3 separate regions of the Homo sapiens genome follow, and regions 1 and 3 are each linked to region 2. The links are chromatin contacts, found by Hi-C or POLR2A ChIA-PET in ENCODE. All regions are on one chromosome and are shown on one strand. Each heading gives the region's core, a stretch centred on a gene start or an enhancer-like site at or near the end of the contact. The rest is flanking DNA. Distances are from core to core; before and after follow the strand shown.

Region 1 (3,337 bases), core at 591-3,090, 240 kb before region 2:
TTCAGTCACATTGCTCAGGAAAGAGTTTGCAATTTAGGCCTGTTTTAGGCTTTGCTTTCTGGAAAACCCAGAACACTTTTCATACCAACTGGTGGTGTATTTGATCTTCCTTTTACTGTTTTCTTGCAACTGAGTTTTTTGAGCCCAAATGCAAGATTTGACATTGAGATTTGTTACATGCCATCAATGCAATTTTTTTTTTAAATTCTGATTTTGCCATTTAACAGTGCGAGCTGTCCTTCCTAGCCTTGAGTTATCTACAAATTTGCTCATAAAATTTATTGACTGTTAAAATCTATTACTGGTCAACCTCTGTAACCCCATCTCATGCTTCACCCTCCTTGCTAACTACCCTCCAGCAGCCCCACCTCCAATCAGGTGCGCAAATGGGCCAAGCTCTTCCTGCCCAGGGTCTTGTACTTGTTATTCTTTCTGCTTGAAATCCTCTTTCCTCGGGCTCTGCACATGGACATCTCCTTGTTATACTTTAAAACTCAGTCTAAATGACACTTCTCGAAGAGGATTTCCATGTCTATTGTGTTTCTGTCATAGCACATACCCCAAGCCATGAGTACTATGCCTCATTTATTAGTTTGTTTTTTTGTTTGTTTGTTTGAGATGGAGTCTTGCTCTGTCACCCAGGCTGGAGGGCAGTGGCGCATTCTCAGCTCACTGCAACCTCCGCCTCCCAGGTTGAAGTGATTCTCAGGCCTCAGCCTCCCAAGTAGCTGGAATTACAGGCACACACCACCATGCCCAGCTAATTTTTGTATTTTTAGTAGGGATGGGGTTTCGCCATGTTGGCCAGGCTGGTCTTGAACTCCTGGCCTCAAGCGATCTGCCCACTTTGGCCTCCCAAAGTGCCGAGATTATAGGCATGAGTCACTGCACCCAGCCTAGTTTGCTTTTTATTGTCCATCTTCCTAATTAGGGTGAAATCTACAAGAAGGCAGGGCTACTGTCCATTTTCTTCACTGCTGGATCTCCGGCACATAGCCCTGGTTCTGACACCTGCCAGGGGCTTGATAAATATTTGCATCACCCACTCCACTTGTGCACTAGATGCCACCTCCCCTCACCTCCTCGAGGCATCTCTCCACCGGTCCCTCCTCTCTTGTGCATCATCATTTCTCCCACTTTCCTGGATCATTCCCCTCTGCAGACAAATGTGCTGTAATTTCTCCTATCTTAAAAAACAAAACAGATAGACAAAAAATCTTCTCTTGGCCCACATCCTCTTTCAGCCAACACGCTGCACATTTTATTTATTGCCTATCTCCTCCACTAGGGAAGAAGCTCCATGAGGGAATGGCTTGTGTCTGTTTTGCTTATTGCTGTATCCCTAGTACTTCAAAAGTGCCTGGTGCATAACAATTTTTGAGTTGATTGAATAAATCCTTTTGTGGAATAAATGAATAAAACAGTAAAGCCTTTTTCAATCAATAGAGAGAAAAATCAGTCTTATATCTTGAGCAATGTCTAAATAACTTAAAAGATCAAGATGGAGGCTGGGCACAGTGGCTCACGCCTGTAATCCCAGCACTTTGGGAGGCCGAGACGGGAAGATTGCTTGAGCTCAGGAGTTTGAGACCAGCCTGGACAACATAGTGACCCTGTATCTACAAAAAATAATTAATAAGAAAAGATCAACATGGAACCAAAAAACAAATATACATAGGACAGCTCTATAAAGATATGTAGCAGGTACTTACTGTGTATGTGTATTTTCCATTCTCTGCCTTCTAATATGAAAAGGTTGACAGGATAGTTTGAGGGAGAAAGGAAAATTTGCCATAGATTCCTCAGCATCAGGATAACCTCATTGCCTTAGGGCAAAAAATGAAGCCCAGAGGTAGTGACTTTTCCCAAACTCAGTGTCCTCCCTTCTAAGGGCTTAGGGCATAATCTTCCACAAAACACATCCGGATTGCTAACTCACAGTAAAGGAAAAGTTCTTACGTTTACATAGAACCCAGATGCCAGGAATTTTCTAGAAAATGGACGTGCAGTAATAGTGCCGGCCAGGAGATGGCGACGCGCCTTTCTGTCCAGGAGGACTACACTCTACGTGGCACTGAAGGACTGGGAGAGAAGGTTGGGGCCTCCTGGGGCCAGCCAGGGGCCTCTGGGGGAGGATGGCCTAGAAAACAGGGCTCTGCTTCAGAAGGCTCATTCTTGTTGGCGGGGCCCCCATGAGTAAAATAGTTGTTGTTGAATATGACACATTGTTAAGGCCTCAGATGCAAGAGCAATTACAAGTCCAGGGTGGTTGGCAGGTCTACAGTCAGGATATTTAACTCAAATTCAGGGAGTCTGAAAATCTAGGACAGCTCCTTGGCAACCCCGGACTGACAGATCTTTTGTTCGACTTTTCCTAGGTTTAGGCAACAGCCTCTGAGAGCCCACTAGATTTCCTCCAACATGGAGACTCAACCTAGCCAACATTCTACCACAAGAATCAGTACCTGGGCTTTGGGGTCCACCAACGCTTAAAATTGAGTAACTGAGTGCAAGGGTTGCAGGTAGGCAATGTGCCGATAGACATTTACATTTCCTAGAGAGAAAGTCCTTTGTTCCATCTCTTTCTCCAAGGGCTCTGTGATTCAAAAACCGGGACAGGCACAGTGGCTCACGCCTGTAATCCTAGCACTTTGGGTGGCTGAGGTAGGAGGGTCACTTAAGCTCAGGAGATTGAGACCAGCCTGGGCAACACGGCAAAAACTTGTCCCTGCAAAAAATACAAAAATTAGCTGAGCTTGGTGGCACATGCCTGTAGTCTCAGCTACTTGGGAGGCTGAGGTGAAAGGACTGCTTGAGTCTGCAGTGAGCAGGGTTGACAACACTGCACTACAGCCTGGGCAACAAAGTGAGACCCTATCCCGAAATAAATGAATACATAAGTAAATAAATAAATAAATAATTTAAAAAAAACGTTAAGCAACTACTCCAGTCTTTCCTCGCTAGAGGCCTCACTAATTCTTTACCCCAGCAAGTCCTCTGGGATACTGTAATTCTCCATTTTTTTTTTCATTGAGATGTGTCTCACTCAGGGGACAGAAAACACCATCTGTTATTTGAACAGAGAAGGTAATGTAAGAATTACTGGGGCCGAGCACAGTGGTTCACACCTCTAATTCCAGCACTTTGGGTGACCGATGAGAGAGGATCACTAGAGTCCTGGAGTTTGAGACCAGCCTGGAAAACATAGTGAGATTTCATCTCTACAAATAATAAAAAATTAGTAGGGTGTGGTGGTGTGTGTCTGTAGTCCCAGCTACTCCGGAAGCTGAGGCAGGAGAATTGCTTGAGCCCCGGAAGTTGATGCTGCAGTGAGCCA
Region 2 (3,595 bases), core at 119-2,618:
GCTTGAGGAATCAGTAAAAAATATGGTACTCTGTCTATGCTATTGTTGTGAGTAGTAAACTGTTCTTTGTTTCTGATCTAGGAGTGTCATAACTTCTGCCAGGATTATCTGATGCTAGCTTACCAGCTACACTACTAACACATCCTATTGATAAAACAAAGCTGAGTTCATTGCTTATTGTGGTAAGGGAGAACACCTAAAAAAATCTTTGGTAGGGTCTTAGAGAGGTCAAAATTTGAGAATTTGAAGTTTGTTTTAAGTTGGATCTTTCAGTGGTGGCGATGAGGCTTGATTAGGATTGGGTAGGTATCATGATAAAACAGTTTAGGTTTGGTGGAAACAGTAAGATTTTGAAAACTGCCGAAGAGTTGATGGGTCTTTCCAGAAGGTCTGTAATGAACAATCACATTATATTTCTGCTGTCTCCTAGAATAGCAGTTATGCTAATTAAGACAGTGGACTGGTAAAGTCATGTTAATGTACCTAGAAAGCTGTGTGTGTGTGTATTAGTTTTCTAGGGCTGCTATAACAAAGCACTGTAAACTGGGTGGCTTAATATAGCAGAAATTTATTCTTTCAGTTTTGGAGGTTAGCAGTCTGAAATCAAGGTGTTGGCAGGGCCACACTCTCTCCGAAGGCTCTAGGTAAGAATCCTTTCCTTCTTCTTTTAGCTTATGGTGGATGCCAGAAATCCTTGGTATTTCTTGACTTTTGGTAGCATAACTCCAATCTCTACCTCAGTATTCACATGACATCTTCCCTCTGTGTGTGTTTGTGTTCAAATGTCCTTCTTATAAGGATTCCAGTCATGTATTAGGGTCCATCCTAATCCAGAATGACATTATATCAACTTGATTATATCTGCATAGACCCTATTTCTAGCCGTTACACATTTTGGGAGGACACTTATTTAACTCAGTATAGGGGACATGTAGTTTCAGTCTTCAGTGCCCAAACTGTATGTAGGTACAGTGTTTGCTCTCAGTGTCCATGAAACTATGGCAGACTGATGTTAGCTTGCATGTAGGGTAAAATCTTAGGTTCTTCAGAGTTCTTGACAACAGCATGGTATAGTAGAAAGAAAACCAGTCTGGAAGTCAGAGTACCTTAGTTCTGCTCTGTTAATAACTAGCTTAAGAAAGTTACTGTCTTCTTTAGCTATTAGTTTGTTACTGATACACCAGGAGTTCAGTCTAGGTCCTGCTGCTTGCTGCATAGAAAGCCAATCACTGAGACAATGAGTATTGCCAAGGAAGAAGGCTTTAATCAGGGGCGGCAGCTGAGAAGATGGGAGCTTGGTCTCAATTCCATCTCCCTGACTGACTAAAACCAGGGTTTATATAGCAGGGAAGACATAGATTTTAACAATGTGTAAGAAAACAGGAACTTGGGAGGAGGGGCGAGGAAGCAATAATGGTGAATGAGGGGTCTGGCATCTGGTAGGGTGATCTGGTTTCAGTTCTTTGATACTTTTTGTGCCAAAAGAACAGTCTGTGGGACTATTGGGTTTGTTTCAATTTCCTCATAGATAAAATTTGAGGCCTGAGGAAGAGAAGAGTAAACCAAATGATCTTTAAGACATTTCTAGTTCTCACATTCTGAAGTTTTATAATGTTGAGTGGCTGCTACATACTGTATTAATATTAGTCTTGTTGGAGTCACAAAAAGGGAATAGAAAATGCTTTAAGTGCTAATCAGATAGGCTCTAACTTGTGAATGTAGCTTGCGTAAATTAATTTGTTTATTTGGGTGAAGCTAATTAATGAAGACATTAGGTAAACATGATGTTTGCCCTGATCTCTCTGACTTACCATTTTGTTTTTCAACTTGAATAGTGTATTTGGAAGAAGAGCATTCTTCAGGTCACTTAAAGTTAGAAAAATGCTGCACTCTCAGGCTGAGTTCATAAAATGAAATAACCTTTCCTGAAGTGAATATGAGAATGTGGTTCCCCTTCCCCCTTCATTGCCCACGTTTGTCTGTCATGTCATTCTTGTGGTCAAGAGATTTTAGAAAAATTCTTACTAGAGAATGGTAATAGTACTGTGAGGTGGAGCATGGTGTTAGAATTCTAGGTGTAAGTGAATCATGTGCTATTGAATTTTCTTTGCGTTTTAAATAGGTCACTGTAGTATCGTATTTGAATTCTTTGTTTGAATCATGTTGAAAGTATGTAATAATTACTGCACAGAGATATTGTGGGCACTGAAAAATTCTTTGGTACTACCAAAACCCCCTGTGGTCATGTATGTGCTTGTTCTTTGAAGTTACAAATGAACAATGACTACATATTGATGATAAGTATAAATACAGGTTGAACCAATGTTTTTAGATCTGGACAAAAGTTACTGAAGTAGGAGAAAGGACGGATTTTTATTAATTCCATATGGAAGAAATTCAAAACCATATACCAGGGGGAGATAGGATTGTCTCACCACTTAACTTAAGGATCTTCCTGTATGTAGCCCTTCCATCACACACAAATTGTACTAAGTGTTTTCATAGTGGATATTTGGGCAATTCAGAGACTCTCACTACATGTTGTAACAATGGTAATGTATTTAATTAATTTTAGAAGATACATTAGAATATAGAATTAGCAGTAACACTCCAGCAATACCTGAAATAAAATGTGTTAAAACAGACAGAATATAGAAATTAAATAGACATAATTACAATAATAAAAAGATATACCTCTATCATATTTCTATTCACATTTCTATTCTAGTCAATTAAAAGAGTAGGAGAATTTTTTATCTTTCTTTATTAATTTTTTTGAGACAGGGCCTCACTCTATTGCCCAGGCTGGAGTGCACTGGCGCAGTCACGGCTCACTGCAGCCTTGACCTCCTTGGCTCAGGTGATTCTCCCACATCAGCCTCCTGAGTTGCTGCGATTGCAGGTGCACACCACCATGCCTGGCTAATTTTTTGCATTTTTTGTAGAGATGGAGTTTTGCCATGTTGCCCAGGCTGATCTTGAACTCCTGTGCTCAAGCAGTTCCCCACCTCAGCCTCCCAAAGTGCTGGGATTACAGGAGTCAGCCACCGTGCCTGGCTAATATATTTTCTTAGTGTTAAAGAAAAGAATGTTAAGGAGTTACTCAGAAAGTAACTTGAACTTTTGGTGTGGGCTGTTTTGATGATTGTTGGGAAGATTTTCTTTTTTTCTTCATTCCTGGGGCCATGGTGGCTGATCATCCAAGCTTGGATTAAACTCTGTTCCTTGTACTTTTCCTTCTCATTTTAGGTTTTGGAGTCAGTATACTTATATTACCAAGAAAATAAGGTTCCTCCAACTTGTAAGAAATATTTTCTAGTTTCAGAGAATTATGAATTGGTAAAGATTGAAAAAGATGGTATGGATGTGTTTGAATTATTCACTTTTATGGTGTATAGTCTTCACTTTCCATGTTGTGTTTTGTTGGACTCAAAGATGCTTGAGAAGTTAGAGAGATTCTCCCTGGCTCCCCCAGCCACCCCTGCAGCCCCACTGGGGAAAAAAGGAAACAAAGGAGGAAAACCGTGTTGAACACATATTTTTTCTTAAGCACCTATACTGGATTAATGTATTACTGTGAAAGTTGTTTAATTGG
Region 3 (3,521 bases), core at 439-2,938, 220 kb before region 2:
GTACACAGTTTATTTACCCAATTCTCTTTTGATGGGCATTTGGATTGTTTCCAATTTTTCTATATTATAGACAATGTTGCATTGCACATCCTTACACATATATCCTTTGCATGCTTTTAATGTTTTATATCTTTTATCTGAGATGATGGAAAAACCTACAAGCATGAATGTCTAGCATGAGATTGGAAATGCAGTCTGGGAGCTGAGAGCTATCTAGCTTGGGGGTAGATTGGAGATTTCTTCACACATATCCAATCACTGAAGTAATAGGAATCCATGAAATATAAAGAAGGAAATCGAGCAAAGCTGGAAAACATGAATCTTAAGCAATGTCTGCACTTAGAGGGCAGGAGGAGGGAGGCAAGAAACTATTCATTTTTGACAGTTATTTCTTGATTGGTATTTTCTGAAGACTGGAAACACAATGACACAGTATGAGTGATGTGGACTTTGTTCCTGCCTTCCTGTGGCATACAGTCTCATGGAAGAGGAACGCAGAAAATAAACAGTGAAATCAGATGATCATAATAGAGTGGATAATACAAGATGACATGGAAGTACATAGGAGGGCAATTGCCACAGACGACAGCCTTAATGGAAAGTGCTCTAGAGGTTACCTCTGAGCTGAGCCTGATGTAAATAGGAGTTAGCCAGGTGAGGTGGTGCGGGTCAGGAGTGAGGAAGACTTCCAAGCTGAAGGAACAGCACTTTCAAGGTTCGGAGTTGTGAGGGAATGTGGCACATCCAGGGCACTGAAAAAAAAAGTTTACTGTGTGTGTCAGGAGACACACACAGTAAAGTGTGTGAGAGTGAGGTGGGTGGTGGGGGAGAGGACTGAGAAGTAGGCAGGGGCCATGATAAGAGGTTTGGCTTTAATTTTAAAGGCAATGAAGAATTTTAAGCAGGGAGGTCGTGAGATCAGTTCTGTAGGTACATTAGACAATGACTCCGACTGCAGTGCGGACAATGTATTGAAGGGTGTGGCATGGGAGAGAATAAGACCAGAGGGTCACCTGGTGGGAACCAGGGAAGAGGGGATATGGCTCTAAGTCAGAGTAATAGTGTTGGGCGTAAAGAGCAGTGGATGGATTCTAGAGGCATTTAGGAGGATTGGGAGGTAGAATTGACAGGACTTCGTTACAGGCTGGATTGAAGGGGAGAATGAAAGTGAAGAATCAAAGATGACAAATGAATGCAAAGAGCAGCTCCTGGTTTGGGTAATCGAGATAGGAAGATAAGCTGGTCCGGAAGGCAGTAAGGATGAAAACTTTACCTCTGGACAAGTCCCGTTTTTTGTGGGATGTCCAAGTAGAGGTGTTAAGCAGACAGGAGAGAAAGATCTGGGCTGGAGACAGCTCGGTGTCACGGGCATCCAGACAGAATTGACACCTTGGTAAATGTGAACTCTATAACATCCGGGACTTTGTCTTCTTCATTGTGATACCTCAGGGCTTAGAACCTTGCCTGATTCGTGGTGTGTGCTCAGTAAATATTTGTGGAGTGAAGGAGTGGATGAGATCACTCGGGGAAAGTGAGGGAAGAAGAAGGCCCAAGCCAGAAAGCCAAGGAGCACAGGGAGTGTCACTGCTGCACAGGAGAAAGAGAGACAGAAGGAGGGAGAGAGAGAGACAGGGAGGAGAGAGAGGGAGAGAAAAGAGAGAGGGAGAGAGAGGGGCATGTCAGGGACACAGAGAGGAAGCAGTCAGGGCAGGAGGAGGAGCTGGGCGAGGAGAGGCAGGAAGTGGTGAATAATGTCAAAGCTGTTGAGAGTAACTCAAAGGGGCAACAAAAGTCCAAGAGATTTGGACAACACGGAGGTCATTAGTAATCTTGAGGAGACTGTTTTCAGAGGACAGAGGAGTGACAAGGAAGGGTGTAAGGGGAGATAAGAAGTATACATGACCCTTTCAGGAAGTTTGACTGTGAATTAGGTATAAAAGGCAGTGAAAACAAGAGTATTTTTTTTAAGAGATGGAGACTTATGGATTTTTTCATGATTTTGAGAAAGAACAGCAGAGAGGAGATTAAAGACTCAACAAGATGACAGGATAATTGTTAGAGAGAGGTGAGGAGATGGGAGGAGATGAGATTTCCTTCAAGATGGAGGAATGGGCTCAAGTCAGTAAAGAGACAAGTTCCATTTTAACCAGAAAAATGAAATGCCGGTTACGATGAATTTCCAGGTTTGCAGGTGAGAAGTTGGGGTGTTTCTATCTGGTGTCCTCCAGACTTTCCTTGAGGCCACCAAGCAATGATGGGGAATGGCTATGGAGTAAGGAAAAGCAGTAGCAGAGCAGTGAAACGGGAGTCAATGGGAAAGAGGGGTCCATCCAGAGACAGGGAAGGCAACACAGGCCCAGTATCATGGAGCGAAGAACATGAGGACTGATGAGGCATAGGGCTGGTCAGTTGGGGATTATTCATAATATCTGAAGTTTCTGGAAAGTGATAGAGGTTGGACCCTCTACTGTCAGGATCTGAGAAATGAGCAGATATGTGAGGAGTGAAGTCAGCAGTTATATATAACTGGAGAGAATTCTGGAAGGGGAAAGCAGGAGTAGAGGGAGTGCTAAGGGTCATCTGAGCTTAATTCAGGATTTTTAAAAGAAGTGCAGCTAGGCTTGGACATGGGGCAGGAGAGGGAGGGTTTGAAATGTTGGAGGAAGAGGCCGGGCACAGTGGCTCACGCCTGTAATCCCACCACTTTGGGAGGCTGAGGCGGGTGGATCACCCGAGGTCAGGAGTTCCAGACCAGCCTGGCCAACATGGTGAAGCCCTATCTCTACTAAAAATACAAAAATTAGCTGGGCGTGGTGGCCGGTGCCTGTAATCCCTGCTACTTGGGAGGCTGAAGCAGGAGAATCACTTGAATTCGGGAGGTGGAGGTTTCAATGAGCCGAGATCACATCATTGCACTCCAGCCTGGGCAACAAGAGTGAAACTCCATCTCGAAAAAAAAAGAAAAAATGGTTGGAGGAAGAAGAAACAGAGAAGCCAGAGGGAGATGAGATCAAATGTGTGGTGGATGAGTTAGCCCTAAAATGTGGAGGGACCCTTCTCTTTTGTGACAGGAAAGAAGCTGGACAGGCTTGGCACACCAGCAGAGAGGTGGAGGTATGGACTCGAAATTCCGGGGAAATTGTTATTTCTCTATGGGTTATGCATGGGAGAGCAGGAGGTACTTGTTCTCTACTTTCCCCAAACCTCTACTTCACAGGCAATAAGACATTTGATGCCCACCCCATCCCTAGCAATCTGACCCACTGGTTAGGTCAAAACCGAGGACTAAGCATTTGGCAGTCTCTGCCCTGGCCCTAACAGTTTGAAAGACTATTGTAGCTCCTGCCTCAGTGCCCCCTTTTGGGAAGGAAGAATCACAGAAAATCAGGGCAGGAAGTGAGCTCAAAAACATGCGGTTCACATCTCAAAGTACACAGATGGGAGAAGTTAAGTCACCATCACCGAGTCTCCCAAGCATTCACCTTTTCTCCCCAGCTGTTAATTTATGACTCTCTTGTGAA

What was found. A loop is a pair of places that touch in the nucleus more often than their neighbours do. ChIA-PET counts read pairs that join two places held with the same protein, here RNA polymerase II (POLR2A). Pooled maps may share reads with other maps.
Region 1: a pooled map shows a loop between it and region 2 (2.8-fold over the local background). The contact joins the promoter of LINC02324 here to the enhancer-like site in region 2. A Hi-C loop is called at or near these places in 2 of 168 maps with a recorded cell type or tissue (GM12878 and breast epithelium), 8 of 37 single-sample maps with no recorded cell type and 9 of 50 pooled maps. POLR2A ChIA-PET finds 5 or more read pairs at or near these places in 3 of 52 experiments (activated B cell, activated CD8-positive, alpha-beta memory T cell and activated T-cell).
Region 3: a pooled map shows a loop between it and region 2 (2.1-fold over the local background). The contact joins two enhancer-like sites. A Hi-C loop is called at or near these places in 1 of 50 pooled maps. POLR2A ChIA-PET finds 5 or more read pairs at or near these places in 3 of 52 experiments (activated CD4-positive, alpha-beta T cell, activated T-cell and endothelial cell of umbilical vein).

Annotation. Positions count from the first base shown.
Region 1 is chr14:65,220,507-65,223,843 of GRCh38, forward strand. LINC02324 (long intergenic non-protein coding RNA 2324) reads right to left here and starts at 1,841. Exons shown (of 4, transcript NR_103769.1): 1 at 1,713-1,841. RefSeq lists an enhancer at 2,174-2,313.
Region 2 is chr14:65,460,508-65,464,102 of GRCh38, forward strand. The region is part of intron 2 of FUT8 (fucosyltransferase 8); the gene reads left to right. Among named protein-coding and RNA genes, the nearest start is that of MIR625, 8.8 kb to the right of the region's middle. RefSeq lists enhancers at 1,498-1,547, 3,272-3,441. Within about 2 kb of position 1,369, at least 4 of the 41 ENCODE cell types and tissues checked have a DNase peak (open chromatin) inside an H3K27ac peak, as active enhancers do; they include GM12878, where a contact is called at or near this core.
Region 3 is chr14:65,242,448-65,245,968 of GRCh38, forward strand. No RefSeq gene overlaps it. Among named protein-coding and RNA genes, the nearest start is that of LINC02324, 22 kb to the left of the region's middle. Within about 2 kb of position 1,689, at least 5 of the 41 ENCODE cell types and tissues checked have a DNase peak (open chromatin) inside an H3K27ac peak, as active enhancers do.